Linked DNA regions of Homo sapiens: region 1 is linked to region 2. Evidence: chromatin loops called from intact Hi-C (ENCODE). Cell type or tissue: PC-3. All regions are shown on one strand. Each heading gives the region's core, and the rest is flanking DNA. Links, peaks and the distances in the headings are about the cores only.

Region 1 (4,000 bases), core at 1-4,000, 68 kb before region 2:
TAGAATACTTGTTCACTTGCAATCTCACTGCGTGTGTGTGCCCAGAGACATGCATTTAATAATATAACTCAGAAACAAGTACAATTACCAGTCTTTTCTTAATTAGCACCACATCCAATATAAATTAATTGCTTACCTAAAAATAGTTATATCACTTAAAGGAAATTGAAAGCTTGATCCTATTTTAATTATGTAGCTTGCACTGGATTTGTTATCATATAGAAGCAGCTTTGGCAAAAAGTGAGAGGTAAAGGAAATTGTCTCTGGTACAATATGTTTCTCATAATACCAACTCTGTCTACAGATCATTTTCCCAACAGTCTCAATTCTAGAATCTAACACAGGAAGGAAGAAAACCTGAGCAGAGCAAAACTGATCTCAGGACAGCCCAAAGAGCATAGATCTGCTCGTCTCCACAGTGCAGTGTGGACATCCAATGCCTAGGAGACCTCATCAAGCCCTGATTCAGAACCTATCTTCTCTAACTTTATACACAAGTCTAGCACATTTGCTCCCTGGTTGCCAAGCTCATAGCATGTGAAAAGTAATACACGTAAAAGGTAGCTAATAATGTAATATACCAAAAACGACAGAATTGTACACTTGAGATGGGAAATTGTTTGGTATGTGAAGTAGATCTCAATAAAGCTATTAAAAATGGGAAGCTGGAGAACTGCAGCACAGTGGGCGACAATGTGGACTTTGGGGTCTAGTGCCATCTCTGCCGTGGTTCTAACCTCAGGCATTTCACTCGCAGCTTCTCTGGCTTCCCTTTCCTCTTCCATAAAATGGGGAGAATAATATAATCTCATAGGGTTGCTCGGTGGCCTGAAGAAGAATGCCCAGAAAGTCTGCAATAAACACTGGCTCGTGTTAGCTTATAGAGGCAGGCCCAGCAGCCAGGAAAGTCAGTTAGCAAAAACTACAAAATGCAGATACAAAGAACGAAAGAAGCTTAATCATGTGGGCTCACTCAACATAACACCAAATTCCCTGATGTCTCTGAAGTTACCTACCCCATGATGGCAAATGACAAACATTGATGTTTATAAAAATGAGTGTTTATAATGACAACAGGTTATTGAGAAAAGATTATACAGTAATATTTATTCATTCTCAGAACAAATATGGTCCTTGCACCATGCTAGAGATCAATTAAAAACACCATTGTAGCCCCTGCCTAATAAGAGTCCAAAGGCTCAGAACTGGGAGCCTTGGAGAAGGTACCAGTGGGACCTAAACCTCCACCTTCCAATCTATAATGCACAGCACATATGAGATCTGCCTTCCTTTCCCTCTATGGCCCTGGTATCAAGAGAGACAAGAGACATGAGACCACTTTAAAGGAGCAATTTGCTACACATTTAAAAGATTTATTATTTGAGAAATTATTAAAATATTTTTTAATATTTTTTATTATTTTAATAATTTGAGAAATTATTAAAAATAAAAATTATTTATTATTGAGAAAGACCCTCATCAAGTTGTAAATTTCAGTCGGGCCATAGGCAATGGCCTCCCGACCCCTATTCTCTTTGTGGTGCCATGTTAGGAAATGCTACTCCTCTGAGTTGTTTCTCCTCTTAATTTCTTTGCAGGAGGGGGGATTCTTACTACTTTTTGAAAAGGATGCTTATTACAGAGCTAAACAGGTACAAATAATGTTCATTTCACAGTGTCAACTACCATGAGTGCTTTTACAGTATATGGCACTGTATTATTCTTATTAAAATTCATATCTAGAAGCCATAGATAATTAAGTACACAAATATCTAACCACTGAAAGATGTTTATTACAGCATTACTTACAATAGCAAAAGATTAAGCAGAAGCTGAATGTCTCACAATGGAAAACTGATTAAATCATGGTACATCTACACACTGGCATATGAGCGGATCATATTTAGCAACATGGGAAGTTGTTTACAAGATATTGCTAGATAAAGACACAAATTATAGAATAATTTCTATAGACTGAGACACAAATTATAGAATAATTTCACTTTTTTCAAATATATATACATATGTGTGTGTGTGTGTAGATATATGCTTAGAAGGAAGTCTGAAAGGATATATACCAACAGTGTTAACACTGGTTCTCACTAGGTGGCAGACTCCTTTTTGCTTATCAGTATTTTTTATAATGCTTAAAATGAACGTGCATTACTCATACATTAAAGACTCATAAAATTAAGAGAAATCTGTTTGAGAATAAGAGAATACATATCCATTAATGGAAACATTTAATGCACATTGATTATTTCTCTACCCAGCAATATTTTATTATAGTTTATATCTTATTTACATGCAAAATAAGATCTCTTTCATGTCACTTCCTTTTGTATTTTTACATGAGGTTTTATAAAAAGAACCAACTATCAGATATTAATGATTTCACATTAAAGGCACATATGTTTTCTGGGTGGAAGCAAAGCTCTGAGACTTAGCCAACAGCCGGGTGGTTAGAAAGCATACTGCAAAGAACATATTACCACGCTTAATAGTACCTAATAGTAAATCTATAAATATGTAGAGGTGATGGGGAACTTAGTCTTCCCTATAAAAGCCATTTTAGAAAAAATAAATACAAATTGGTGGCCATGATAAAGTAAGAAGGATCAATAACATGACTAAATAAAAAGTTAAGAAATTCTATCTGCTCTACAGTAGACACTCATTCATTCAGAATAATGGGGACTACTGGATCAAGATGGCAACCAAGCATGGTAGAAAGGGCACAGTTGTTCAATTTTCTCTGTTTCAAATCCCATAGAATTCACCCACATACACAAATGACACGGTAGATGCTCAATAAATATGAACTGAATGAATACATGAACAAAACTGAGCCAGGCTACCCTAGCCCAGTTGTCCTTGTGAGCAAGGCATGCATTAGCAAGACAGACAGCCAGCCAGGGTAGGGGTGTAGTCTGTGGCTATGGTACAGAAGAGCATGTCCAAACAGAGCACAGGAAGACTGAACTTGTAACCCTAGCTTCATTAGCATCATGTTCTAACAACATGAGCTAAAGAACATACTTTCAAGTACAATTTATATCGCGAAGATATGAACAGACACTACTAACTGGAGAAGCAAGTGAATTAAAAAAATCATTACATAAAGCATTTATTAATTTTAATGGGTAAAATAGTAGTGCTATAGTGGAAAAACATGACAGACACTGCCTTAGCAGAATAATCACAGTTAACATCACTAATAACGGGACAAATCAACAGCATGTCTCCTAAGGTGGTGCACTGAGAACACAGCATCACTTCTGCGGTTTTATGGCTAGAAGTGTATAACAAGTGAATTAAAAAAAATTACAATTCATATTAGGCTGACAATACAAAAGTTTTGCACAAATATCCTTTTAAGGAAAAAAAATGTCTAGACTTGAAAAAGGCAAGGTGACATTAAGTCTTAATTTCTTCAACCTTTGTTTTTAAACATTTACTTATTAGGGGAAAAAAAAAACCCCAAGGTACTTATGACAGACCCTGAAAATTAGCAGGGGAGAATACCTAAATTTTTAGTCAATTTTTGTCAATGTTAGATAGTATCACATGTCCATTAATATTTAAGGACCAAAAGAGAGCTTTGTGAACTAGGTGCAGTGATACCGTATGGATAGTGTCTGGAATAATCTATACTTGACTCCAGTTAGACAATGGTATTGGGGCAGCCTGCAAAGGTGATGGGGGTGAGCTCGTGGTGAGTGTATGTCAAAGTCTGTGCTGACACATTTTATAACAAGACAGTGTGTTCTTTCCAGCATGATTTATCTGACATTTATCAAGAGCCTATCATATAGTATCATGTACTGTGCCACAAAGACAAAAGCCACAAAGAGCCTGTCTTTCCTTGCTTCCTTCCACACAGCACTTGGTTCCCATTACTTGCAGCCCCTCTCTCGTAGAGAGCTCTTTACTTGCGTTCATTCTTGATCCTTAGTTGCAAGCTCCTAGAAGGCAGGTGACGGCACACTTCTTCTCCAGT
Region 2 (5,155 bases), core at 1,156-5,155:
AATGAAATCCCTATCAAAATCCCAACAGGCTTGGACAAGATGATTCCAAAATTTGTATGGAAAGGCAAGCGACCAAGAATATTCAAAACAATCTTGAAAAGAAAAAAAAAAAAAAGTTGCAGTACTTCCACTACCTGATCCCCAGACTTATTATAATGCCTCAGTAATCAAGACACTGCAGTACTGGTATAAGGATAGACATACAGATCAATGGAACAGAACAGAGACTATAATTAGGCCCTTCTTTTTGAGGTCCTAGCAATGGTCAATTGATTTTCAACAAAATTACCAAAATGTGTGGGCCTTTTCCCACAAATGATGCTGGAACAGTTTGATGTCCATATGGAAAAATAAATGAATCTTTACCCTTACTTCACAAAATATACAAAATTAACTTGAAATGGAACATAGACATACTAGTTTTATATTGCTGAATAACAAACTTAGCAGCCATAAACAGCACACATTTATCATCTCACAGTTTCTGTGGGTCAGGTGTCCAGGCACAGCTTAGCTGGGTCCTCTGCTCAGGGTCTCACAAAGTTGCAATCAAGGTAATGGCCAGGCTGCATTCTCATCTGGAGGCTCAACTGGGGAAAATCTGCTTCCAAGCTCATTCAGAGTGTTGGCAGAACTCATTTCCTTTAGGCTGCATGGTTGAAGGCCCTGGCTTTTTGCTAAGCAGCTTTTAGTTCCTAGAGACCACCTGCAGTTCCTTTCTATGTGGCCTTCCTCAATGTGGCTGCTCACATCAACAAGTCAGCAAAGAGAATCTCACCTCGGGGAGGACCCAGACCTTCTTTTAAGGGTTTTGTGCTGATTAATTCAGGCCTACCCAGGATAACTTCTCTTTTGATTAATTCAAAATCTACTGGTTGTGACCTTAATTATATCTGTAGAATCCCTACACTTTTTCCATATTCTAGTCTATATTCTAGAAGCAAGTCACAGGTCCTGCTCACACTCAAGGGAAGGGGATCACACAGGTATAAACACCAGGGGTTGGAAAGATCTGTCTGCCAAAACAGATCTAAACATAAGAGCAGGACTAAAAAAGTTCTGGAAGGAACACAGGGGAAAATTTTTGTGAACTTAGGTTAAGTAAAGATTTCTTAAAACACAAAAACTCAAACCATAACAGGGGAAAAAGTAAATAGGACTTCATCAAAATCAAAACTCCTTGCTCTTGCACAGGCACAGTTAAGAAAATGAAAGACAAACCACAGTTTGAGAGAACATGCTTGCAAATCACATATCTGATGAAGTACTTGTATCCAGAATATAAAAAGAACCCTCACAACTTCAGACAGACAATCCAATTTAATAAGAAATGGGCAAAAGATTTCAGCAAATCCTTCACCAAAGAAGATAAACTTAATGGCCAACAAGCACATAAAGACATGCTCACTATTACTAGTCACTAGGAATTTGTAAGTTAAAAATACAATGAGATACCATTATACACCCAGTCAAATGGCTAACATTTTAAAGGCAGACAATTAAAGCCAGTAGGAATGCAAAATGGCACAATGGCATGGCCACTTTGGAAAACAGTTTGACAGTTCCTTGTAAAGTTAAACATACACTAAACATATGGCCCAGCAATGCCACACCTAAGTATTTACACGAAGCAAATAAAAGCATGAGTCCACACAAAGACTTGTATGTGAATGTTCATGGCAGCTTTTTTTCAAAATGGCCAAAAACTGAATCAACTCAAATGATCAACTACTGAATGAATAAATTACATTATAACCATACTATGGAATACTACTCAGCAACAGAAAGTCAGGAACTGCTGATACATGCAACAACACAAAAATGAATATAAAAAGCAGTATGCTAAGTGAAAGAAGCCAGCCACAAAAATACCACATAAGCCTATCCTTGACAAATTTCAAAGAACTACGAGTGTTCACATCATATTCTTTCACCATAATGCAGTTAAGTTGTAAATCAGTTTTGAAAATACCCAGAAAATACATTTGTAAGTAAAAATATACTTCTAAACAGCTCGCAGGTGAATGAAATAATCATAATAGAAAATATCACAACTAAATAATCATGAAAATACTATGTTTTGAAACATCCAAACAGCAGAATAAATCTAAAGAAAGGAGGAGAAAATGAAGAATGATTCCTGGTATATTCTTTAAGTGAAAAGGGCAAGAGGCTGAATAGTGTATGAAATATGTTTTTGTGCAAGAAAAGGGGAAAATACATGTACGTGCTTGCTCAAATTTGCAAAAGATACTTAGAAGAACAAACTAATAAGATTGATCATCTACGGGGGGGAAAGAAACAGAATACCTGGTCAGAGATGGGGTGAAAGCAAGACTTTTCTGAATATACCTTGAAATAAATGTGACTTCAAAATCATATAAAGTTTTTACTCGTTAAAAATTAATCAAAAAAGCAGGGGAAAAGCCCTAAAAGGGAAACAAATGAACATAATTATATTATCAAGTTGGTGCCATAACCACAACTGACAAACCTCTGGTTAGACTAATAAAGAAAAAAGGAGGGCACAAACAAACAATAGTAGGATGCAGGAATGAAAAGACAGACACAGCTATAGATTTGGCAGACATTTGCTGGTAGTTTATAATCTTCCAGGCCCCAGGCAGCTCCATGTGCAAGTTCTAGCAACATTCAAGGAACCAGTAACTCCAATCTTATACAAACTTCCAGAGAACAGAAAAAGGGAATATCTCAACTCACTTTATAAGGCTAGCATAAGCATGATACTAAACTAGACCAAGACAGCACAGGAAAACTAATACCAAATCTTATGTATATAAGATGTAAAAATCCTAAAGAAAGTATTAGCAATCAAACCCAGCAGTAAGAAAGAACATGACCCTGTTGAGTTTATCCCAGCAATACAAACTTAGTTAATGCTACAAAGTTATACTAGAAAATCCCTTAAAATAGCCTACCACATTAACAAGTTCAAGGAGGGAAAACACAGGTTCTCCCTCACGCCTGTAATCCTAAGCACTTTGGGAGACTGAGGCAGGAGAATTGCTTGAGGACAGGAGTTTGAGACCAGCCTGGGTAACACAGTAAGAAGCCCTCTCTACAAAAACACAAACCAAAAACCTATCTCCATAAAGGAAGAAAAGGGGCTTGATAAAACTCAACATCCACTTATGACCGAAAAAAATGTACACTAGAAGTGCCCCTACACAAAACCTAGAGTAAACACAATACTTTATGGTGAAACATTGAAAGCAAGAGCCTTCTCAAGTAAAGATCTTGGGCCCCACCCCAGACCTACTGAATCAGAAACTCCAGGCATGATGCCAGGAATTTGTAGTTTTGCAAAAACCCCTCAGGTGATTATGATGTGGCTTGCTGCTCTGAGTGGGAGCCACAGAGCAACACTGTTGGCATCACCTGGGAGCTTGATGGAAATGAGAAGAAAAAGCTCTCCGGGCCCATCCCGGAACCACTGAGTCAGAATCTGTGTTTCAACTCGAAGTCCAGGTGATTCATAAGGCAATGAAGTTGGAGAAGCGCTCCTGGTAGTGCTGCACGCTGGGACCACTTTTTAAAAATGCAGATGTCAAGAGTCTCAGCCCAGATCAATTAAGTTCGAATATCTGTGGGCGATGCCCAGGGCAGCAAGTATGTAAAACTCCCCAAGTGATTCTAATGAGCAGCAGGAAAGGCAATCTCCTGGTCCGTGGTATTCCCTCTATGAGGAAACTTCTGTTTAGGGACTCTGCACCAGCTCTGAAAAGCCAGAGAAGAAAGAGGCATTCCTCGAGTTCTTTGAAGTTCCCCTCAAGAAAGAAGATTGCATTTCATACATATACCAATGGTGCCTTTTTAATATGGCTTACAAAACTAAAAACTGAAACCGAGAAAAAACCCTGTAGTCATGAGAGCTGCAGGAAGTTGCAGCGGAGGCTGCAAACCCAGAAGTCAGACTTGCCTGGGTTCAAATCCTGATATTACTGCTTCCTAAACGCTTCAGCTTAGACCTAACCTCTCTGAAACTCAGTGGGGATCTTAACAGTTTTTACCTCAAAGCGATGCTGTGAGGATTCATATGAGACCTGATGTAAAAGCACTGGGCTAAGGACTTGGCAAAGATTACACCTAATATTAATGTAAATTATGACTGAGGCGGCTATTTAAGCATTGACAGTGAATCTGATGAAATCCTCAGCAAATCAAGACCAAATGTATCTCTCCACAGCTGTAGCTCCTGAACACTTGAACTGTGGCTAATCCAAACTGAGATGGGCTATAATGTAAAATATACACCTGATTGACAATTTAGTACCAAAAAAGGAAAAACGTGTCATTATTATGTCGATGACACATTGAAATATTTCGCACATGCTGTGTTAAATATATTAAAATTGATTTCACCTGTTTCTTTACTTGTTCAATGTGGCTACTAGAAAATTTTAAATTACACATTCTCTATTGGCTAGCGCTATCTTAAAGGACTGGGAAGCCAGGATATGAGCTGGTACTATTAGACTATTTCCGAACTTTAATTTACTGCAAAATCACCCGGGGGCCTCATTAAAATTCACATTCAGCTTAAGGAGTCGGTGGTGGGTCTCAGTGGGTGAGGATGGGGCTTGAAATTCTGCCTGTTTCACCAGCTCCCGGGGAGCAAGGGCAATCCCCATCAATAAGAAAAACCTGTTTCATGCCATAGGCGTAATGGGAATCTCTGGGGAGATTATTAGAGTTGATATAGTGAAGGAAGGACATGTCCAGCAGAGTTAGACTCAGCTTCAACTTTGAAAAAATCAGTTCTCTCTCCAAGCAAGGGATTCAAAGAGGTGGGGGCCAGCACCAACGGTCAGTCCTCCCTTTGTTAGGGCAGTAGGGACCTGTGCTTTCTCTCCCAGATCCAGAACCACTGACATGGGCAAGGAACACCTCAGAACCAGGAAACTCAAAATGGAATACTGGCTGGGGTTTCTCATATCCTCCTAGTCACATAACCCGTGTTAACCGCAGCGCCCTCCTGGGGTCTCACTGAAACCAAGTGCAAACTTTCCTTCTTACTGTTATCCACAAACAGTACTGACACGCAGGTATATTTCATGTCATGGCCAAGGGTCACTGCTGTGCAGGCAGGTACATTTCTTATTTCAGTAAAAGAGCTTGGGCCAATTCCAGGCCT

Evidence for each region. Hi-C counts contacts between places; a loop is a spot of excess contacts. Peaks named below come from ENCODE experiments on the same cell type or tissue, not always from the same donor. Only the 100,000 strongest peaks of a DNase experiment are listed, where the experiment ranks them.
Region 1: it touches region 2 in a loop (2.7-fold over the local background); 5 of 110 quality-filtered maps call a loop at or near these places.

Annotation. Positions count from the first base shown.
Region 1 is chrX:150,641,565-150,645,564 of GRCh38, reverse strand. All of the region lies in intron 8 of MTM1 (myotubularin 1), which reads right to left. Among named protein-coding and RNA genes, the nearest start is that of MTMR1, 50 kb to the left of the region's middle. In PC-3, for the core only: CTCF peaks have their summits at 1,872 and 2,072 (motif pointing right); no DNase peak of the experiment used is centred there.
Region 2 is chrX:150,573,786-150,578,940 of GRCh38, reverse strand. All of the region lies in intron 1 of MTM1 (myotubularin 1), which reads right to left. Among named protein-coding and RNA genes, the nearest start is that of MTM1, 7.7 kb to the right of the region's middle. RefSeq lists enhancers at 3,730-3,829, 4,849-4,898. In PC-3, for the core only: no CTCF peak of the experiment used is centred there; a DNase peak (open chromatin) is centred at 3,350; H3K4me3 peaks cover 897 bases; H3K27ac peaks cover 2,122 bases.